2 separate regions of the Homo sapiens genome follow, and region 2 is linked to region 1. Evidence: read pairs that join two places in POLR2A ChIA-PET (ENCODE). Cell type or tissue: MCF 10A. All regions are shown on one strand. Each heading gives the region's core, and the rest is flanking DNA. Links, peaks and the distances in the headings are about the cores only.

Evidence for each region. Peaks named below come from ENCODE experiments on the same cell type or tissue, not always from the same donor. Only the 100,000 strongest peaks of a DNase experiment are listed, where the experiment ranks them.
Region 2: POLR2A ChIA-PET joins it to region 1 with 16 read pairs; 9 of 35 experiments call an interaction of 5 or more read pairs at or near these places.

Annotation. Positions count from the first base shown.
Region 1 is chr3:9,838,277-9,850,300 of GRCh38, forward strand. RPUSD3 (RNA pseudouridine synthase D3) reads right to left here and starts at 5,732. Exons shown (of 9, transcript NM_173659.5): 1 at 5,614-5,732; 2 at 5,189-5,325; 3 at 3,923-3,967; 4 at 3,707-3,806; 5 at 2,422-2,529; 6 at 2,256-2,340; 7 at 1,908-2,031; 8 at 756-895. The coding sequence starts at 5,714. RefSeq lists enhancers at 5,595-5,674, 10,219-11,079. In MCF 10A, for the core only: no CTCF peak of the experiment used is centred there; DNase peaks (open chromatin) are centred at 5,365 and 5,795.
Region 2 is chr3:9,907,395-9,918,658 of GRCh38, forward strand. IL17RE (interleukin 17 receptor E) reads left to right here. Exons shown (of 16, transcript NM_153480.2): 7 at 845-913; 8 at 1,823-1,889; 9 at 3,471-3,646; 10 at 3,733-3,780; 11 at 3,861-3,906; 12 at 4,049-4,203; 13 at 6,562-6,630; 14 at 7,154-7,205; 15 at 7,285-7,383; 16 at 7,857-9,003. The coding sequence ends at 8,413. IL17RC (interleukin 17 receptor C) reads left to right here and starts at 9,704. Exons shown (of 19, transcript NM_153460.4): 1 at 9,704-10,026; 2 at 10,319-10,340; 3 at 10,529-10,681; 4 at 10,941-11,015; 5 at 11,106-11,215. The coding sequence starts at 9,922. RefSeq lists silencers at 7,877-7,956, 8,067-8,126, 8,307-8,386 and enhancers at 8,957-9,496, 9,426-9,615. In MCF 10A, for the core only: no CTCF peak of the experiment used is centred there; DNase peaks (open chromatin) are centred at 6,307 and 9,607.

The sequences.
Region 1 (12,024 bases), core at 2,266-10,265:
AAATGGGAGTAAGGCGGGCGCTTCCTCCATTCCCCACTGTTCTGCAACTGTTAATCATTTCCTCTTTGCACACAGATGTGCACATTCACACAGGCACTCACACTGCAGCAGAGACTGGCTAGGGGGTCACCCAATCAGTTTCCTCCTAGGCACACACCTCAACTCCATTTCCCAGCCCTCTCACAGCTTGGTGAGACGTGAGTGAGCTCTAGCTGAGTGAATGTGGGTGGCAGTATGTATGCCACTTCCACACCTGGCCCAGAAAAACCTTATCCACTTGAACCTACACTGTCTCCCCTCATCTGGCTGGGTATCAACAGCCTGGGTCCCTGAGTACTTAGTGCTTGAAGCAGAGCCCACTCCCATTATTTGACCTTAACATGAGGGCACAGTTCTTGTGTGAAGACTCTGGTAGTCTGGGCTTAGTGTGTTAGAGCAGGTAGAGGCATCTGGTGTCCTAATACACGCATGCCTTTGACCCTTTGTACCAGACTCAAAGAATGGCAGACTTAAGAGGGCTTTAGAAATTAGCCACATCAACTCCCTTATTGAACACATGGACAGAATGAAGCCCAAGAGAGTGAGTGTTACTTGCCCAAGGCCACACACCAAGATGTGGGTACGGATACAGCCTTGGGAGCCAAAAGGGCTGCCTCCCAGTAGTCCCAAGCTGCACAGATAAGGTCTGGAGATGCTGCCCATGCTCACCTCTCCCTCCACCCCTCAGAAAGCAGCAGGCAGGTGGGCTGGAGTACCTGTCTTTGGGGCTTGTTGTTCTCAGCTGGCAGCAGAAATCGCTGGCCCAGGACAGTGCCCACACGGGCAGAGTACATGTGGTCCCCAAGCACAGGGCAGAGCTGTAGTACCATGTGCACCTGTAGTTGACTGGAGAACACTGGGCAACAGGAAAGCCAGGAGAGACAGTGGGCAGCTACTCGTTCTGTGCCACCCAGTATCACTCCTCCCCTTTTCCTTTGGGGAAACACCACCCCCTTTCTCAGATCATATGTTTCAGTGAGGTCAGTACTATGGCCCCTGCATCCAGAGAGGGACACATAACACGTCAGGACGATCACAGCTATCAATCTGCCTGGCTGTGGGATCCACTCATGATGAGATGCAACCCTGATTTAATTGCTGAAGCCACCGGGCCTAAGGACTGTTCTTTCCTGTTGGGGTGCTAGCCTGAAGCTGCCTCCTCTAGCTGGGCCTGGTCACATACACCTCTGGGGGCCATCAAATGCTCCCCAGGCTGCTGCTGATACCACTGTCTCCCCAGCTCCTTGCCTCCCTAAGCCAAGTGCAGTTTTTTTTTTTTTTAGCCAGCGTTTCACTCTGTCTCCCAGGCTGGAGTGCAATGGTGTGATCTTCGCTCACTGCAACCTCTGTCTCCCAGGTTCAAGCGATTCTCCCGCCTCAGCCTCCCAAGTAGCTAGGATTACAGGTGCGTGCCACCAACTCCAGCTAATTTTTGTATTTTTAGTAGAGACAGGGTTTCACCATGTTAGCCTGGCTGGTTTCGAACTCCTGACCTCAAGTGATCCATCCGCCTTGGCCTCCCAAAGTGCTGGGATTACAGGCGTGAGCCACCGCGCCTGGCTCAAGTGCAGTTTTTTTTTTTTTTAGATGAAGTCTCCTCTATCACCTAGACTGGAGTGCAGTGGCATGATCTTGGCTCATTGCAACTTCTGCCTCCCAGGTTCAAGCGATTCTCCTGCCTCAGCCTCCCGAGTAGCTGGTTTTACAGGCGCCTGCCACCGTGCCCAGCTAATTTTTGTAGTTTTTAGTTGAAACAGGGTTTCACCATCTTGGCCAGACTGGTCTTGAACTCCTGACCTCGTGATCCACCTGCCTCAGCCTCCCAAATCAAGTGCAGTTTTAAAGGCTGGCTAGGGTGCCAGACCTACCTGTCAGTGGCTGCAGCTGGACCAGGGCACAGCCAGAGCCTGTGGCTACCACACGAAAGTGACTGAGAGTCTTCTTGACACCTTCCAGGATGTCCTTTCGGGATGGGGCCTTCACTGGAACTGTCTGTGGTGCCAGCCAAGAGTGAACAAGCCTTACACAGGTCTGGGAGCTATACCCAGACCCTCCCTGCTCCCAATAGACTCCGGGCAGGGCCACAGTATAGGCAGTGGTCACTTGCCTGTTTTAGGGGACAGGAGAGCCAGCCATCCCAAATCCATACCCCTGACTCCTCTCTGTAGGGGTACTATATCTAGAAGCACCCCTCCTCTTCCCAGACCCGGACTCACGAGATTGACCCCATCAATGTGTTCCAGTTTCAGGGCAGCCTGGATCTTCCCCTCAGAAGCAGCTGGGATCCCATCAGTGACAGCACTGAGAAAGGGGCAGGAGGAGGTCACAGGGTGGCTTGCTGGGACCTCCCCACCACTCTAGGAACCTCCCAGCACCTCTCACCAGTAGGTGGCTGTGGGCCTTTGGGCTCTCCGTGCATGGGTGAAGTACTTCTGGAGGCGACTAGCTGTCTGGGGACAGCTGGAGAGGAGTACAAGCCCAGAGCTTTCTCTGGAATAAGCAGACAAATCACACAAGTTAAAGTCCCTTGAACTCGCCCACTAAAAAGGAAACTCTTAGGAACACTGACCTGCTTCAGGCCAAACACTAACACCAGGACTATAACCTAGACCAACTCCTGAGAAACAAGTAAGGTTTCCCCTTCTTTGATAACAAGACTATGTAGCTTAATGTGTTTCTCATTTTGCCCCGGCCCCCAGGGAACTCAGAGCCAAATGTCGTAACGATTGTCTACCATGTGCCAGAATTCTACTAGAAATTCTGTACATATTAGCTCTTAAATAAGTTCTCTACAAAAAAGCTCATGAGTTTGTGGAACTGCAGAAATATTTCATCTCAAGTACCATCTTTAATTGATGGCAGTTAGAGGAAAGAGTATCATGGATCGACTAGCAATGCCTGCCACGAGTACCGTCATGGAGAAATGACTGCACACTGAGCATAGGTATTATTTTCTCTATTTTACCATTAGGGGAACTGAAGCTCAGGGAGGGTATTTGTTTTGTTTTGTTTTTTTGAGACGGGGTCTCATTCAGGTTGTTTAGGCTTGCGTACAGTGGCGGGATCTCAGCTTATTGCAGCTGCCATCTTCTGAGCTCAGGTGATTCTCCCATCTCAGCCACCCGAGCACTACAGGCATGTGCTGCTCTGCCCAGCTAGGTTTTTGTGTGTGTGTGTGTGTGTGTTTTATTTTGTTTTTTAAGTAAAGATAGGGTTTTGCCATGTTGCCCAGGCTGGTCTTGAACTTCTGGACTCAAGCAATCCTCCCACCTCGGCCTCCCAAAGTCCTATTGATTATAGGCATGAGCCACCACGCGGAAAGTTTTGTTGTTGTTTTTCCAGAGATGGGGTCTATTTTGCCCAGGCTGGTCTCGAACTCCTGGGCTCAAGTGATCCTCTTGCCTTGGCCTCCAGAAGTGTTGGGATTACAGGTGTGAGTCACTGTGCCCAGCGTCAGGGAGGTGTCATGCTTTGCCTGGTATCACACCATTTGTACTTGAGGATTTGAACCCAGAGCCATCGGCTTCCTCTTCTTCACAGTACTTGTATCCACCTCTATGATCTCAAACCTTCCCATGGAAAATGTCTCAGCTTATCCCCAAGCAGCTGTTTCCCCACCACAGATGGATGCCTGTACTCCTAGCTTCCTGTCACCCCTACCACTTACTTCCCAGATGCTCGGACAACCTGAAGCTCCTGCTCCCTGAGCCCTAGGGACTGGCTCAGCTCTGGCAGCACTGAGAACAACGTCAGCTCTCCTGGTTTTCCTGGAAAGTAAGAAAGAAAAATTACAAGAGGCCAAAGCTTCATGCCTTCACTTTTCCCTCCCTCAGTCACGAAACCCCCTTCCGCTGCATTCCCTTCCCACATCCCCGGCCCATACCTGTCACTGGTAGACCCTGTGGCTTGTTCAACGTCACTAGAGGTCCTGAAACATACATCACACGAACATCAGCAAAAGCAACGGTAACCCTTTATGCAGCACTAAAGAGTTTCCAGAGCACTTTCTCACGCATCTTAGCACATGTCCCCATCATGACTCTCAGACATGAGTTAACTACCCCACACCAAATTCAACTTCTTTCTGTTCCTCTGCCACCTCAGAGCCTCGGCACTTGCTGTTTCCTGTCCCCAAATTTCCCAGGTCTGGCTCCCTATCATCTTGGCTCAAATGTCACATCACGGAGAGGTCTGAATCTCCAATCTAATGTCTGCCTTCCTCCTGCAGTTCCTCACCATCATAACACCCTGTTTTAGTTTATGCATAGCACTTACCACTAGTAACTTGTTCATTTATTTTCTGACATCCATTTCTCCCGTTAGAGAGAAATCCATTTCTCCCCTGAGAGCAGAAACCATATCTATCTTTTTCAGCACTGTATAGCCTGCCTAGAACAGTGCCTGGAACATAGCATATGTTCAAGAAATAGTTGAGAAAAGGAATAAATCACTGAATAGAGAGTGGGGTTCAGAGAAATTCAGTTATTTTCCTAAAGCCGCACAGCAAGCTGATCACAGAGCCTAGGTATGTCTGACTCCAAAGCCTGTGTTTTGTCCGTCGATAAATAATCATTATTTATTTATTTATTTATTTAGACTGAGTCTTGCTCTGTCATCCCAGGCTGGAGCGCAGTAGCACGATGTCGGCTCACTGCAACCTCTGCTATCCGGGTTCAAGTGACTCTCCTGCCTCAGCCTCCCGAGTAGCTGGGATTACAGGCGGACGCCGCCACACCTGGCTAATTTTTGTGTTTTTAGTAGAGACGGGGTTTCACCATGTTGGCCAGGCTAGTCTCGAACTCCTGACCTCAGGTGATCCGCCCGCGTCAGCACCCTAAAGTGCCGGGATTACAGGCGTGAGCCACCGCGGCCAATAAACAATAATCTAGTATAGCAACTCCCGTAACTGAGCGCCGGCTATGTGCAAGGCTCGGTAGTTATTTGCATCTTCTCCCCACTCTTAACCCTACTGCATCATGGCAGTAGGGTTAAAAGCGGGGAGAGGGTGCAAATTAGGTGGCTTGTCCCAGCTCATGCTGCTAGTGGGAGGCAGAAGCAGGGCTGATCCCGTGGCTTCAATGGAGAGCCCAACTGCACGCCGAGGCAGTCCCCTCCCGGTCCTTGTGCGGCCGTGCCTCTCACCCCTCACCTTTCCGGTCCACCACGGCTGCCCGCAGCGCATCAACCAGCTCCTCCCGACTGAGGTTTTTTGGCAGCAGCCCCGCGAAGGGCTGGTCCCCGAGGGGCCCCGACCGTTGGCAGGAGCCGCGGGGTTGCCTCTGATGCCTGGACAAGGAGGGAGAAGCAATGGGAGTCATTCCATCCCGAGGTGCCACCCATTCCTATCTCCGGACGCCTCTTCCCAAATCCTGCGGCCTCTGACAAATGCCTCACAATGTCTGGGCTGACCTCGAAAATTCAGGTACGACCGGTCCCATTCTACAGCGGAGGGCACCGAGGCTCAGAGAGGCCAACGGGGCTGTTTTCGGGTAACATCTACCTGATCCAGATCCCGCACGTGCCTTCCCCCTGCCCTAGCCTCCGTCCCGCATGAGAGAGGGGGTACTTAATCACCGGGCTTCGGTGCCAAAGCCTGCGTCCTCGGGCACTGGGCGGACACCCAGGCCCCGCCGCCAGCCACTCCAGAACCGGCCCAAAACACGGCGGCCGTCCATCTCCCGAGCCAGGACAGCGCGCATGTGCGTCCAGAGGGGCAGACCCGCGCTCCAGCCAGCGCGCTGATTGGTCAGCTGGAGTGTCAATCGGAATGGTGACCGGGCGGGACTCAGAGCCTGAGGAGGCGGGGCTTTTCCTCCGCCCAGGAAGGAAATGCAGAAATGCCTTCCTATGCTTTTAGGGAGAGCGCTGTAGCAGAAGAATTTGATCTGATCAAAAAACCTGTCTTAGCAAAAAACCTGAAGCCGCCTTTGCAAAAATTATATTACAAAATTATGACAGCGAAAGAGATCTGATCTAACCAACCCGCAGCTTGCCTTTAACCTCTAAACGGTCCTTGGTCATTCCTGGGCTTGGGCCAAGCTAACTTTGGGAGAAATTAGTTCGTAGTCTAAATGATAATTGCCCTTCCCCCGAACTAAACTGGCTTCATAGAGTTAATGAAAGGCCACCAGGTTAGGAGTAGTAGAGGGACCTGAATTCTGCTAAGGGTTAGAGGTAACTGATTACCAGCGGTTATTCCGGAGGTCACAGTGTTTGCAGCTTCCCCAGCTCACGATTGTCCAACCTGAGATTGGCCTTTGGAGATGTCTTTCCAGGCTTTTGCATTTCTGACGGCCGGATCACCCCACCCGGACCCTCAACTCTTGGCTCTACTAGTCCTGTGGCCCCTCGAAGTCAGGAGATCGAGACCATCCTGGCTAACACGGTGAAACCACGTCTCCACCAAAAATACAAAAAAATTAGCCGGGCGTGGTGGCGGGCGCCTGTAGTCCCAGCTACTCGGGAGGCTGAGGCAGGAGAATGGCGTGAACCCGGGAGGCGGAGTTTGCAGTGAGCCGAGATCGTGCCACTGCACTCCAGCCTGGGCGACGAGCGAGACTCCGTCTCAAAAAAAAAAAAAAAAGAAAAAAGAAAAAGAAAGTAGAAGAACACAGAAAAAAAAGAATAATATAATGACTGCCCACATTCCTACCATCAGAATTAGTCATTGTGAAACAATATATATATGTATAGGTTTCCTGTTTTTCTTGTTTAAGAAATGAAAGGGATAAAAGTAAATTCCCCTTTACTGCGTGCTTCCAGTTTTCACTCCCTCCCCAGTCTCCACTTTGAGTTTGGTGTGAACATTTTCCTAATGTGTTTTGGTTTTTGTTTTTTGGAGACAGAGTCTCGCTCTGTCACCCAGGCTAGAGTGCAGTGGCCCGATCTCGACTCACTGCAACTTCCACCTCCCGGGTTCAAGCGATTCCCCTGCCTTTGCCTCCTGAGTAGCTGGAATTACAGGTGCGGTGCCCGCCACCACACCCGGCTAATTTTTTGTATTTTAGTGACGGGGTTTCACCATGTCGCCCAGGCTGGTCTCGAACTCCTGAGCTCAGGCAATCCGCCCGCCTTGGCCTCCCAAAGTGCTAGGATTACAGACGTGAGCCACTGTGCCCGGCCACTAATGTGTTTTTTTGCTTGCTCTGTCATCCAGGCTGGAGTGCAGTGGCACAATCACAGCTCACTGCAGCCTCAACCTCCCAGGCTCAAACGATCCTCCCACTTCAGTCTCCTGAATAGCTGGGACTACAGGTGTGCACCACCATACCTAGCTTTTTTTTTTTTTTTTTTTTTTTTTAAAGATATGGGGTCTCACGATGTTGCCCAGGCTGGTCTCAAACTCCTGGGCTCAAGATAAGAAAATAAAAATAACAAAATAATTTTTAAAAAATCAAACTCCTGGGTTTAAGGGATTCACCCACCTACTTCGGCCTCCCAGAGTGCTGGGATTAAAGGCCGCACGGGGCCTTTGACAGACACTTCTTTTTTTTTTTCCTTCGAGATGGAGTCTCACTCTGTCACCCGGGCTGGAGTTCAGTGGCACGATCTTGGCTCACTGCAACCTCTGCCTCCTGGGTTCAAGCAATTCTCCTGCCCCAGCCTCCCAAGTAGCTGATACTACAGGCATGCACCATCATACCTGCCTAATTTTTTGTATTTTTTAGTAGAGATGGGGTTTCACCATGTTGACCAGGCTGGTCTCAAACTCCCGACCTCAGGTGATCCACCTGCCTCAGCCTCCCAAAGTGTTGGGATTACAGGTGTGAGCCACCGTGCCCGGCCTTTGACGGACACTTTCTAATAGGCTTTTTCATCCAGCATTACACACCCCTATGAGGAAGGCAGGGTGGGTTGGGGCCCTGCCTTACAGATGAGGACACAGTGGCTGTTGTGGTTCTTTGTGTCCCTTAAAGGCATGCCAAAAGCTATGGGTGGGCTCAGAATGCCCCGGAAGGAAGTCAGATAACTGAAAAGAACACTTGCACTGGTCACAGGAAAACCAGCCTGAGCTGCCGGCAGCCTCTGGGAGGTGTTGGGATGGCCTGCCCCTGGTTTCCATGCGGGTCCTGACCCAGAGAGCAGGCCCCAGGGGAGTGGGGGTCAGCAGAGGCAGGATGGGGCCCGGTCTGCTTGTGAGGGAGTGCTGGGAGGGTGGAGTCTCACTCTTGAGGCACAGAGCTCAGCCAGCGGAAGAGGGGATGCAGGGATCAAGCCCCAGGCCCTGGGGCCTGAGGTGTGAGAGCTGTCTTTGATGGTTGAAGCCAGCCTTCCCAGGCCAGGCCAGGCCAGGCTGCTCTCTCTCCCCGAGGATGCATTTCTTGCTCTGTTATCAGCCCTGAGCTCTGAGAGAAGGGACTTTCTTTTTTTTTTTTTGAGACAGAGTCTTGCTCTGTTGCCCAGGCTGGAGTACAATGGCGTGATCTCGGCTCGCTACAACCTCTGCCTTCTGGGTTGAAGCGATTCTCTAGCTGCAGCCTCCCAAGTAACAGAGATTACAGGCGCCTGCCACCACACCCTGCTAAGTTTTGTATTTTCAGTAGAGAAAGGGGTTCACCATGTTGACCAAGCTGGTCTTGAACTCCTGGCCTCAAGTTATCCACCCGACTCGGCCTCCTAAAGTGCTGGGATTACTGTCATGAGCCACTGAACCTGGCCAGGAGGGACTTTCTTAAGAAGGTCACAAGAGGACTCAGCACCTGCCAACTCCCAAGTAGAGCCTGGGCAGGGGTGGGAGGTGTCCCCGGGGACCCCAGTGCACGAGAGCCCTGTGCCTGCACGGCCCTCCACCAGGAGGCCAGGCCTCAGAGGCAGGCCAGCATTGGAGCCACTTACCACATGAACAAATGTCTGTGTCCCCCCAAACTCATGTGTTGACACCTCATCCCCAAGGTGATGGCATCTGGAGGTGGCATCTTTGGGAGGTGATGGGGTCATGAGGGTGGGGCCCTTGTGGTTGGGATTAGCGCCCTTATACAAGAGGCCCCAGAGAGCTCCCTCGCCCCTTCCGCCATGTGACCACAGTGGGAAGATGGCAGGCATGACCCAGAAAGTGGGCCCTCACCAGACACCCTGTATGCCAGCTGATCTTGGACTGCCAGCCTCCAGAACTGTGAACATTATATTGCTGTTGTTAGAGAGACCCAATTTACAGTATTTTGTCACAGCAGCCCCAACAGACTAAGACGTATGACTGCAAGCTCTGAAAATGCAGCCAACACCACATGTTGGAATCATGATATTTGGGATGTGTTGGGGTAAACCACATGCATTAGTAAAATAAACTGTTCAACACCTGTGAAAAGGAGAGAAAAAATATAAATAAATGAAATAAACTATTACTTTCTGAAGGGGTGGGTTGTCCCTCCACACCTGTGGGTGTTTCTTGTTAGGTGGAACGAGAGACTTGGAAAAGAAAAAGACACAGAGACAAAGTATAGAGAAAGAAATAAGGGGGCCCAGGGGACCAGCGTTCAGCATATGGAGGATCCCGCCAGCCTCTGAGTTCCCTTAGTATTTATTGATCATTCTTGGGTGTTTCTCGGAGAGGGGGATGTGGCAGGGTCATAGGATAATAGTGGAGAGAAGGTCAGCAGATAAACACGTGAACAAAGGTCTCTGCATCATGGACAAGGTAAAGAATTAAGTGCTGTGCTTTAGATATGCATACACATAAAACATCTCAATGCCTTACAGAGCAGTATTGTTGCCCGCATGTCCCACCTCCAGCCCTAAGGCGGTTTTCCCCTATCTCAGTAGATGGAACATACAATCGGGTTTTATACCGAGACATTCCATTGCCCAGGGGACATTCCATTGCCCGGGGACGGGCAGGAGACAGATGCCTTCCTCTTGTCTCAACTGCAAAGAGGCATGCCTTCCTCTTTTACTAATCCTCCTCAGCACAGACCCTTTACAGGTGTCGGGCTGGGGGACGGTCAGGTCTTTCCCTTCCCACGAGGCCATATTTCAGACTATCACATGGGGAGAAACCTTGGACAATACCTGGCTTTCCCAGGCAGAGGACCCTGCGGCCTTCCGCAGTGTTTGTGTCCCTGGGTACTTGAGATTAGGGAGTGGTGATGATTCTTAACAAGCATGCTGCCTTCAAGCATCTGTTGAACAAAGCACATCTTGCACCGCCCTTAATCCATTTAACCCTGAGTGGACACAGCACATGTTTCAGAGAGCACGGGGTTGGGGGTAAGGTTATAGATTAACAGCATCTCAAGGCAGAATAATTTTTCTTAGTACAGAGCAAAATGGAGTCTCCTATGTCTACTTATTTCTACACGACACAGTAACAATCTGATCTCTCTTTTCCCCACATTTCCCCCTTTTCTTTTCGACAAAACTGCCATCATCATCATGGCCCGTTCTTGATGGTCGCTGTCTCTTCAGAGCTGTTGGGTACACCTGCAGACTTGAACAACAGACAAAACAGGCACACAAGGATTAATATGAAATTTATAATCGTAGTACTTCCAATCGTCTTAACCCAAGTGACAGGGTTAAGATTTGTGAGGCCATCAGCAACTCCTGCGATTGCCTCAGTTCCTGGCACCAAATTTAAATGGGCTTTTGATGTTTTGAAAATTTGTTCTTTTAATTTGGAAATGTCTAAAGTGAGATTATCTTCTCTTGCCTGTAGATGGCGTCTAACCATGTCCCAGTGATGCTCAGACTCATTACAACTTGGGGTGTAATACAAAAATCTGACATATTCCAGTCACATTGTAACTGGAAACGATGTTCTAAGCTCATGAGCCTGTCTCCCATCCAAATGACAGTTTGTCTAAAATCATTAATTTGATTTGCCAATTTTTGATCAATACCAGATTGTGAATTCCACAATCTTGTAGCATTTTTTTGCCAATCATTAACAAAGTTTACTGACTGAACAGAAGAGTGCAGCGCAACTCCTGCCACAGCAGCCGTAGCTGTGACTGCAATTAATCCCATAAGCACTGTAATTAAAGTAAAAATGAATCTTTTGGATCTATTTAAAATGGCTTTTAATATTCAGTCAAAATATGGACGGATGGCGAGGCCTCCCACGGTCGGTCCATGGACACAGGGATCCACACGCCCTCTCTTGCTCTCACCAGCAGAATACGGTGCTGCCGATTAAAAGTCGAATCAATGCAAGTAAACTATCTACTTTTTACAGGTTATAGTTTGAGAGTCTGGTTTAATAACTATATTTCCTACAACTAGCATATAAGGGGGCTTTACACAACTTTGTAAAGGAACCGTTAGACTGGAATTTAGGTCGATAGTATAAAACGGCTGATGATCTCTTGTTTCTAAAGTTTGATTTCCAGACCAAATCCTAATGTGGTATGAGGCTACAGTAAGCCTCCATAATTCTGGATGTTCAGGACCAGAAACAGGACTTATTATTTTTGGTCTTGGGGTAGAGATTCCTTTTTCTCCCCATTCCCAGGGATAGAAAGACTGTAATTTTTTATGCTTATGTTTGTCTAAACTTTCTGTTAAGTCACTTTCAACAGCTGGACTCACTTGTGCCCTGGGACATGACTGAGTTTGCCCTGAGCAATTGTGGTAGAATTGACCTCAAGGTGCCCAATCTATAATAGTTCCAAATTCATTGTTTTGTAATATTACCGCACTATTGGCCACACATTCTTCCCAAACTAAAGCTTCTGTATTTTTTGATCCTTTGGGAATTTTCTTGGGGCAAGGTTTCCCTTTAGGTCTAAATTTTAATGATCTTTGATAAGAAAAGTCTTGTAAATTATTTACCCGTGGCCTGAGTGACATCCTGCTTACCGTGTGATAAGTGAATCTACTGATGGGACTGACAGTAGGTACTTCTAACAACCAATTTTGGACTGCAGGCATTAAGCATCCTGGTGCTCTCCCTAGGCAAATAGGAGGATAACGATACCCAGTGGAAATATTTATCATAATCCCTTCTTCCTCAGGTTTGGCAGGGCAGCGATCATCTGTGGGGCCAGGTAC
Region 2 (11,264 bases), core at 3,265-11,264, 70 kb after region 1:
TAATTAATTAATTAAATTAAATTTAAAGACTTCTTTGGACTAGACAGAAAAGGCAGACGGCCTTGTCACCGGGAAGAACAGGAAAGGCAGGCAGAGACCTGGAGCAGCCATGAATGACCATGAATGAGCAGAGAGATTAGTATGGTATTTACCCCCAATGAGAGGATCCTCAGTGTGATTCAGGCATTAAGAAGCCTTTCCTTGAGCTTCAAGTTAGTGACAAGTAAGAAAAAAGAATTGTTAATTAAAAATTTAAAAAGCCTTTTCAGCTCCCCTAAGAGGTTGTATCGCCTAAGAACATAACAAAATGATCACATCTGTCTTGGTACCCTTCCATCTCCCTCCCTTTGTTCCTGCCACTCAGAGAGTGATATGTCTCCCATTCTCCCAACCTGGGCCCCAGCATCCCACCTCAACCTCCCTTTGTCATGGATGCCATTGTATACAGTTGGTAGCATTTGCAGGGACTGCTGTTGAACCCCTGAGGCCCTCAGCTTATCATTTTTATAACAGTGAGGATACCTCATAAGATCACTGTGATGCTAGCATGGAGTTAATTGATTTAATACTTCTAGCACCCTCTACACTCCCTGGCATATAGTAGGGCCTCAATAAAGGAATGTATTCCCTGTCTCCTTCCCCCCAACTCCACCTAGAGCACCTAGAGCTAATGATTAGATTACTAAGCAGACAACCTTTGAGAGACTTATCAGGAGAAGAAGTATCTCATATTAGAGGAAAAACAGGGTGTGTTGGCCAAGATCCCAGCACTGTTCTGCCCTTGTCTATGTGCCCATGCTCTTTCTCAGGCATCTTTTGTCTTCCTTTGCTGTTTCATCCACAGAAAATTGTGTCTGGGGGCCACACTGTAGAGCTGCCTTATGAATTCCTTCTGCCCTGTCTGTGCATAGAGGTGAGCAAAGGAAAAGGTGTGGGCTGTCCATGGCTCTGCTCCTAAGCCCCCAAGGTAGCGCAGTTGGTCAAGTATATCTCCAGTAAATTGGGTTTAAAAAGACTGAGTGTTACTGGCATGCTTAGGAAGACCAGCGCCAGCTTGGCTGTGAGCCACACATGGGGTCAGAGGTGGAAGGGTGCTGCTGAACATTGGACCTTCTTAGGGTGATTCCAACCTCAGCCTCATCCAAACCCATCTTTCCCTGGCCCAGACCTGGCCTCAGCCCACAGAGCCAGAATAGGCAGCTGTCATTGCTGTGTGTTCTGAGGAGTCGAGGAAGGAGTGTGTGCATGGCCACTGCAGGATCCATATGCCCCCAAAAGTCTTGTCCCCTCTAGGCCTCTGTGGCAGTCCTCCTTTTCTCTTTACAAGTCTAAGGAACATAGCAGAAAGTTTTCTTTGGACTAGACAGAAAAGGCAAGGGAAATTGTCACCTGGAAGACCTAAGGGAGGATGATGGCAGAGACCTAGAGCCACGAGCAATTGCCAGGGTGGACAGCAGGTGGGCATGTGGGCATTCCAGAGTCAGGAGCCAACACAGAGCACTGGGTGCCTTGGGGATGGCTGAGAGTGGAGGCCAGAGAAGACCAAAGCTGAGGAATGCGACCTCAGGATTTCCTTCTTTCTGGGGATAGTTCTCTTTAGGAGGAAGAGGAGTTAGCCCCTCACTTGCTTATCCCTCTCCTATGCTCTGGAGTTCCTCTCCACCCTTGCCCCCACCCCACATTGCCCCCTCCTGCTCGGTCAGTGCCTGGCCAGCTCAGGCAGCTTGCGTCACAGTAAGGTAAAGCCAGAATGAGTTTTAGGTCTGAGTGAGATTGGAAAAGCCATTCCTCTGACCCTCCCCACCTGCTCCCGTCTCTCCAGGCATCCTACCTGCAAGAGGACACTGTGAGGCGCAAAAAATGTCCCTTCCAGAGCTGGCCAGAAGCCTGTGAGTGCTGTTGACACGCACCCTTGTGCACACACATCCCCTTTCTCTTTCTGTCTCCTACACACACATGTACACACACACACACACACACCCCGCACTTCACACATGTGCTGGGGGAAGTCCCCAGAAGGCATGCAGGTACTTTCCCTGGAGTCAGTGGGGGGAAAAGGGCTGCCAAGTCTACCAGTCCGCTTGCCAATAGATCAGAGATCGCTGAGCACCGCAGTACTGTGAGAAGTTTAGAAATATGAGGCCTAGGAGATGGTGTCCTAAGAGGATGGGCCAGAAGACCCAGTTCCCATCACAGCTCTGTCAATTGTTCTTCTCTGAGCCTCACTTTCCTCATCTGTAAAATCTCAATACCTGCTCTGCCTTCAAAGTGTTTGTGAAGCCTGAGTTAAATATTACATATGAAAGTGGCTGGTGATGTCTGAAGTGCTGTATGCATGTTGTTGTTCTCAAGGAGAGGCAGGACACTCAGACAAAAGTGACTCACATAAAGCAGCCTACAGAACTTACAGGGCAGGGTTATGGTTAAGGACTAGGCTGTAGGGCAAGAAATTGGGAAAGGGAGAAGCCCAAGAAGGGCCATTATAAGCAGAGAAGGCCTCTTAGAGGAAGTGGCACCTGAGCTGGGGTCAGAAAAAGGGCAAGACTTAGAAAGGAGAGATAGGAGGGAAAGACATTCCTGGTTCTGAGAGGACCCTAAGCAGATTTCGAGTTTGGGGAGAAGCAAGGACCTGGCCAGAATGGAGGCCTGGGAAGGAGAGGAGAGAGACCCCTGGATAGAAAGATAATGAGGTTGGGCGCAATGGCTCACGCCTGTAATTCCAGCACTTTGGGAGGCTGAAGTAGGCAGATCACCTGAGGTCAGGAGTTTGAAACCAGCCTGGCCAACATGGTGAAACCCTGTCTGTACTAAAAATACAAAAAGTTAGCCGGGCATGGTGATGCGCGCCTGTAGTCCCAGCTACTCAGGGGATCAAGACAGGAGAATCACTTGAGCTCGGGAGGCAGAGGTTGCAGTGAGCCGAAATCACACCACTGCACTCCAGCCTGGGTGACAGAGTGCAACTCCGTCTCAAAAAAAAAAACAAAAAACAGAAAGGTAATGAAAGGGGGCTGGGCATGGTGGCTCACACTTGTAATCCCAGCACTTTGGGAGGCCAAGGTGGGTGGGTCACAAGGTCAGGAGTCCACGAGGTCAGGAGACCAGCCTGGCCAATATGGTGAAAACCCATCTCTACTAAAAATACAAAAATTAGCTGGGCTTGGTGGCACACACCTGTAATCCCAGCTACTGAGGCATGAGAATCGCTTGAACCCAGGACACAGAGGTTGCAGTGAGCTGAGATTGCACCACTGCACTCCAGACTGGGCGACAGAGTGAGATTCTATCTCAAAAAAGAAAAGGAAAAGAAAGATAATGAAAGGGATGCTCATTGATTTAGTACCTGTTCTGGCCAGGAATAGTGCTGGTTACTTTTACAAACATTATCTCCAGCTGCCCCCAGGATGTGGGTGGCAAGGTGGGGCTGAAGCAGGGCTGACCCTCACCCACTGACCCTGCCACCTGCCCAGATGGCTCGGACTTCTGGAAGTCAGTGCACTTCACTGACTACAGCCAGCACACTCAGATGGTCATGGCCCTGACACTCCGCTGCCCACTGAAGCTGGAAGCTGCCCTCTGCCAGAGGCACGACTGGCATACCCTTTGCAAAGACCTCCCGAATGCCACAGCTCGAGAGTCAGATGGGGTGAGGACAGGTTCCCCCAGGACCAGGGTGGGCAGGGCTGGGGCCCAGGAATTTTCTCCCTGATGAACTCTCCTCTCCTCCCACAGTGGTATGTTTTGGAGAAGGTGGACCTGCACCCCCAGCTCTGCTTCAAGGTACAACCATGGGTAAGAAAAGATGTGGTGTAGTGGGTATTGCCTGGAGCTTGCTAATCTGCCATTCCTGTATTTCTCAGTTCTCTTTTGGAAACAGCAGCCATGTTGAATGCCCCCACCAGACTGGTGAGTCAATAAGTGACCTCTGCTGGGACCCCCTGCCCCATTTCATCCTCACCCAACTGTAACCAAGCTAAACCCCAGCCCAGCCCTGAATTCATCACCCAAAGCCCAACTCCTATCAACACCCCCACCCCGCCCCAAACAGGGTCTCTCACATCCTGGAATGTAAGCATGGATACCCAAGCCCAGCAGCTGATTCTTCACTTCTCCTCAAGAATGCATGCCACCTTCAGTGCTGCCTGGAGCCTCCCAGGCTTGGGGCAGGACACTTTGGTGCCCCCCGTGTACACTGTCAGCCAGGTATGGCCTCGCCCCCACTAGGTCCTATTGCTCAGAGCACAGCCCTCAATTTCCTTGTGACCTCATTGAGATAGACCCTGGGAAGGCAGAAACAAACAAATCCCTGACTTTTACCATCTGGTTTACTTTATTTACGTGATCAGCCTCTGTTCAGCTAACTTGCTGACAGTAGGTTCCTCAAGGGAGCATTTTCTTTTTTTTCTTTTTTTCTTTTTTTTTTTTGAGACAGAGTCTCGCTCTGTCACCCAGGCTGGAGTGCAGTGGCGCGATCTCGGCTCACTGCAAGCTAAGGGAGTATTTTCTAATCCTTTCAGTTTCTGAATTTACAGGAATAACAGAGGCAAGGGACTGGCCCTCCCACATTCAGGTGTCCTGTAGCCCAGGGGTCCCAATCCGTGAGCCGCAGACCAGTAACTGTCTGTGGTTTGTGAGAAACGAGGCCACACAGCAGGAGGTAAGTGGAGGGTGAGCAAGCATTACTGCCTGAGCTCTGCCTCCTGTCAGTCCAGTGGCTGCATTAGATTCTTATAGGAGCGCAAACCCTATTGTGAACGGTGCATGCGAGGGATCTTGGTTGTGAGCTACTTATGAGAATCTAATGCCTGATGATCTAAGGTGGTTTCATCCTGAAACCATTCCCCCAAACCCCAACCCCTTCAACCTCTGTGTAAAAATTTTCTTCCATGAAACCAGTCCCTGGTGCCAAAAAGGTCGGGGACCACTGCTCTAGCCTAACAGAACAACATTTAATACTGATGCCTTCCCTTGAACCCAGCTGTCCGCTACCACTACTCTCCTGCCTCCACGAGGCACCTGTGCAGAAGTTATCTATCCTAGGAGGCAGAGCCCATGCAGCTGACAGGCTCTGCACAATCCTGTAAACTATTGACAAATTTCACCTGTTACGTAACTAGGAGCACTTTATCAGACTATCTTCCATGTATCTGATATAAAAACCACAGTCAAGTACACCCTCAATACCACAGCACCACGCTGACTAAGCATGACTAGCTCTTTCAAACAGTTATTTCTTAAATGCTCACTTGCAGCTTATATGTTTGTTTTGCATTGTATGAGGGCTCCCAAGCAGACAGGTGATAGCAACACAGTATGAAAGACCAAGTCACGCTTAAGATGGCCACATGCAGTGTCTCACACTTGTAGTCCCAGCTGAGGTGGGAGAACCGTGTGAGCTCAGGAGTCCAAGGCTGCAATGAGCTATGATCATGCCACAGCACTCCAGCCTGGGTGACAGCATAAGACTCTGACTCTAAAAAAAATGTTTTTAATTAAAATTCTGTCCAATTTAGTATGCTTTGTGCCCACCCTGTAGCAGGCTCTGGGAGATACAAGAAAAGTATATAACACAGTTAAGGAGTTCATAGACTAATAATAGCTGTTACCAATAAATGAATATACATTGTAGTTTATTTAAAAAGACATTCATGTGCATATACCCATTTGATGCTCTCAATAACCCAGTAAAATAAAGATTATTATCCCCCATATAAAAATGAAGAAAGTAGGCCAGGCGCAGTGGCTCACGCCTGTAATTCCAGCATTTTGGGAGGCTGAGGAGGGCAGATCACCTGAGGTCAGGAGTTTGAGACCAGCCTCACCAACATGGCAAAACCCGTCTCTACTAAAAATACAAAAATTAGCTGGGCATGGTGGCGTGCACCTGTAATCCTAGCTACTTGGGAGGCTGGGGCAGGAGAATAGCTTGAACCCAGGAGGTGGAGGTTGCAGTGAGCCAAGATTGCACCAGTGCACTCCAGCCTGCACGACGGAGCAAGACTCTGTCTCAAAAAATAAATAAATAAATAAATAAATAAATAAACAAACATAAAAAAATTAAAATAAAAATGAGGGAAGTGAGCCTTAGGAAAGAGAGGTAACCTACCTCCATGCAAGGACCACAAAGCTAGGGACTACAAAGGCAACAGTTAAGCCTGGACCCAGGTCTCCTGACCTTAAAACTTACATTCTTTTCAATGATATGTTTTGATACCTCTTCAGCTGTGCAGGAGAGTAAAGTGAGACAGCCTTCCTGGTTTGTGAGCTGCTAGAGGACACAGACAATGTCCGCACCCGCCTTCTTTCCTCAGGGCTTGGCACAGAGGACACACTCAGAGTCTGTCTGTTGACAAATACCTGACTGCAGCAGGAGCTGAGCTCTGGGAAAGATCAGTGGGAGCCGGAGTGACTGGGGAAGCCTTCTTGTCAGAGGTGGCACTTGGCCTAAGCCTCGTAGGATTGGGGGTGTGGTGGGGAGGAACAGCAGGGGCAAAGACTCAAGGCCAGACAGGGCCAGATTCACCTCCCTGGGGACAGCCTTTCTGCTCTTTGTTTCTACAGGCCCGGGGCTCAAGCCCAGTGTCACTAGACCTCATCATTCCCTTCCTGAGGCCAGGGTGCTGTGTCCTGGTAAGGAAACCTACCCTCACTCTACATACAGAGCCTTGGCATCTGCTCCCCTAGTGGCACCCACCCCTGGAAAATCCATTCTGCAAAAATGTTTGGTTTGGCCAGCACAGTGTTTTAAATTGAAATTGCTTACCACCATTTACATATATAAACAAAGCTGGATTTCTGGCCTCTGTTGAAAAATCAGAAAAACCTAGTGCCGTGTGTCCACATTCTGGCATGGTGACAATGGCCTGGAGCTCAGTGCCATCTGATTGTTTCAGTCAGGGCCTGTGCTCTCCAGGTCCTCACAGCAGCCCTGGTCAACTTTGAGTTTACTTTTTGAGTTTGGCCCCTGTCACACTTGAGTTTGCCACCATTGACCTGTTCTGTGCCAGGCTAGCAGCTGGAGCAGACACAAACCCACCTGGGAAGAATTCCCTAGCCAGTGGGGACTCCCCTCTCCCCCAGCTCCATGCTTCACTCAGCTCCCCGGGAGGAGAAGATGCCTGGCTCATAGGGGTGGGGGGCTCTGTGCCCTCAGGTGTGGCGGTCAGATGTCCAGTTTGCCTGGAAGCACCTCTTGTGTCCGGATGGTGAGTTCTTGGGGAGGGGGAGGTAAGAGGGAGGCTGGGCACTGAGGAACTGGGCTTGGCCTCATCCTGCTTGACTCAGTCTCTTACAGACACCTGGGGCTCTTGATCCTGGCACTGCTGGCCCTCCTCACCCTACTGGGTGTTGTTCTGGCCCTCACCTGCCGGCGCCCACAGTCAGGTAAGCTCACCTGGGGTAACCTGGGAAGTCAGACCTGCCCAGCTCGGAGACTAGCTGCCCCCTCACCCTCCCCTGTCTGAGCTCTCAGCACTGCACCCAATCTCTGTTACCCAGGCAGGGAGCCTCAGGCCCCCAAGTGAGCAGGAATGGTTAAGGCAAGGCAAAGGGCCCTCTGAGCATATTGTCACTGTACTGAGTCTCTGTACAAAAGGCTAGTGGGGCAGAAATCCAGCCTGCGCTGTACTCGCCCAGCCTGGAGCCCTGACCCTCTCTTCAGAAGGGGTGCCTTTATCTAATTAGCCCATAAGCACCCTATAGGCTAGGGCTGTTTTCGGTACCAACCCCCAGAGCAAATAAGGGGCGGGGGCGGGGGCGGAGAGGCGAGCACCCTACGGTATCCCGAGAGGGTGGGGAGAAGAGGGCTGAGCAGTCCCTCAGCCGCCCAGCCTTCATCTGTTGCTTCCCGCCACCAGGCCCGGGCCCAGCGCGGCCAGTGCTCCTCCTGCACGCGGCGGACTCGGAGGCGCAGCGGCGCCTGGTGGGAGCGCTGGCTGAACTGCTACGGGCAGCGCTGGGCGGCGGGCGCGACGTGATCGTGGACCTGTGGGAGGGGAGGCACGTGGCGCGCGTGGGCCCGCTGCCGTGGCTCTGGGCGGCGCGGACGCGCGTAGCGCGGGAGCAGGGCACTGTGCTGCTGCTGTGGAGCGGCGCCGACCTTCGCCCGGTCAGCGGCCCCGACCCCCGCGCCGCGCCCCTGCTCGCCCTGCTCCACGCTGCCCCGCGCCCGCTGCTGCTGCTCGCTTACTTCAGTCGCCTCTGCGCCAAGGGCGACATCCCCCCGCCGCTGCGCGCCCTGCCGCGCTACCGCCTGCTGCGCGACCTGCCGCGTCTGCTGCGGGCGCTGGACGCGCGGCCTTTCGCAGAGGCCACCAGCTGGGGCCGCCTTGGGGCGCGGCAGCGCAGGCAGAGCCGCCTAGAGCTGTGCAGCCGGCTCGAACGAGAGGCCGCCCGACTTGCAGACCTAGGTTGAGCAGAGCTCCACCGCAGTCCCGGGTGTCTGCGGCCGCAACGCAACGGACACTGGCTGGAACCCCGGAATGAGCCTTCGACCCTGAAATCCTTGGGGTGCCTCGAGGACGACTGGCCGAAAAGCCGCATTCCCTGCCTCACAGGCCGGAAGTCCCAGCCCAGTCCCCGCGCGCGTCCCTCTTCCTCCTCATACTTTCCCTTGACTGAGAGCTCCTCTAACCCCTGTTCTGATGGGGGAGGGCGGTCTTCCCACTTCCTCTCCAGAACTCCAGAAAGAGCAGTGTGCTTATGCTTCAGTCCAGGCTGGAGAGGTTGGGGCCGGGGTAGGGAGGCAGGAGCCATGTCAGTTCTGAAGGAGGGTGAGGCGGTGGGGGATTGCAGGGGGCGGCTGAGAGAAAACCTCCTTGGGGGCCAGGGATTCCCTTTCCCACTCTGAGGCTCTGGCCAGAGGGAGAGAGGACTCTGGACCTAGGAAAAGAGGCTTTTGGCTCCAGGTGGTCAGGACAGTGGGGGTTGGGGGTGGGGTGGGTGGGTGCTGGCGGTGGGGACCAAGATCCGGAAAGATGAATAAAGACAAACATGACAAACTAAGAAAACACAGTGTGCTTCTCTAGTGTGGCTGGGGAGCCTGCCTGGTGGGGTATGTGTCAGTGTGCTGGCCCAAATCCTCTGTGTCCATACCGCATGGCATCCGTCACATTCTTACAAGCAATGCCTCCAAAAGCAAAGGAGGATGGGGCAATCTCCTTGATCCCCCCCAGTGATTCTTACAAGAGGAGAGGAAAACAGAGGCTTCGCCAGATGGTGTGTCCATCATCACACAGCCGGCCCACAGCAACAGCACAGATGGGACCCCTGTCTGCCAGGCTCTGGGGTCCTGGGTTCCTTCTACTCCCCATACCGCATTTGAGCCAGGCAGTGGTGAAAAGCCCACTTTCTGGTGCCTTTTGTCCGTGCTTTTAGAGCTCCTGTCCCACAAAGGGTTACCGAGGCCCAAAGAGTGTCTGAAGGGACCGAGTGTGCCTAGTAAGGGGAGACTTAGTGGGCCCAGGACTCCAGGGCTGTGTCCTCCTTAGGGCTCCGGGGGTGAGTAAGAGCTCCCTTACTCAGCCGTGATGCATTCGCTGTCTTCTTCAGGGGCCCCTCCCAGCCAGGTGTCAGCAGAGGGAGAGGAGAGCCAAAGAAGGAGGAGGTGCGGCCACCACCCTAGTCCAAGGCTGCTGGCTCCCAAGCCTGGTGTTGGTGGGAGGGACAGAGAGGGGCGGGAACAGCCAGCAGCCTGCCGGGAGCCAAAACGAAAGCACTCCGTGCTGGAAGTAGGAGGAGAGTCAGGACTCCCAGGACAGAGAGTGCACAAACTACCCAGCACAGCCCCCTCCGCCCCCTCTGGAGGCTGAAGAGGGATTCCAGCCCCTGCCACCCACAGACACGGGCTGACTGGGGTGTCTGCCCCCCTTGGGGGGGGGCAGCACAGGGCCTCAGGCCTGGGTGCCACCTGGCACCTAGAAGATGCCTGTGCCCTGGTTCTTGCTGTCCTTGGCACTGGGCCGAAGCCCAGTGGTCCTTTCTCTGGAGAGGCTTGTGGGGCCTCAGGACGCTACCCACTGCTCTCCGGTGAGTCTGGAACCCTGGGGAGACGAGGAAAGGCTCAGGGTTCAGTTTTTGGCTCAGCAAAGCCTTAGCCTGGCTCCTGTCACTGCTGCCACTGCCAGAACTGCCCTGTCTGGTCTGTCTGGTGCTGATGGTAGAAGAGAAGAACGGGGAAGGGGCAAGAGCTGGGTCTGTCTTTCTCTGGGAGGGTCTGGGAATACGGAGCCCCAGAAAAAGGTAGGTGGAGGTCTTAGGCAGAGAACAGTGCCTAGATGGTGGGGGCACAAATTCTGACTCTCCTTTCTTTCCTTCCCAGGGCCTCTCCTGCCGCCTCTGGGGTAAGTATCCCTACTTTTAAAAAGAATTTCCCAGGTTGGCCGAAGGGAGCAGAGCTGTCCCAGGCCCATGCCCTCCATGCCCACCTCAGCCTAGGACAGCCAAGTTCTTTGGCTCTCTGGGTATGTCAGGTGCCACCAAATTCTGGGCTTGGAACAGCTTCAGCTCCCACCCGCTCCTCCACACACAGACAGTGACATACTCTGCCTGCCTGGGGACATCGTGCCTGCTCCGGGCCCCGTGCTGGCGCCTACGCACCTGCAGACAGAGCTGGTGCTGAGGTGCCAGAAGGAGACCGACTGTGACCTCTGTCTGCGTGTGGCTGTCCACTTGGCCGTGCATGGTGAGCAAGTCATCCTGTGACAGTGCATGTGTACACGTGAGTGTGTCTGGGGTGGGCATGAGGGCCAGGGGATCTCTCAAGCAGTGCTAGGCATCCTCAGTGTTCTCCTGGAGGACACCAGCAGAAGGACCCCCAGGCCAGTGTGGTCTCCCCAGCCCCTGCTTCCCAGCACTGGGCTTTCCAGAAGGAAGCCAACGCCAAAGCCAGCCAGCCCAGAGCAGGGGGCCTCACCCAGGGCCTTGCTCTTGGGTCCTTCTAGGGCACTGGGAAGAGCCTGAAGATGAGGAAAAGTTTGGAGGAGCAGCTGACTCAGGGGTGGAGGAGCCTAGGAATGGTGAGGAGAACCTGGCTGGCCCAACTGCCCCATGCCAAGGCCTGGCCTGCCGCTCCTGGGCCTGACTGACCCCTGCCCTGTTGCCCACAGCCTCTCTCCAGGCCCAAGTCGTGCTCTCCTTCCAGGCCTACCCTACTGCCCGCTGCGTCCTGCTGGAGGTGCAAGTGCCTGCTGCCCTTGTGCAGTTTGGTCAGTCTGTGGTATGCAAAATAATAATAATCACCTTCTAAACCTAAAATCTATAAAACT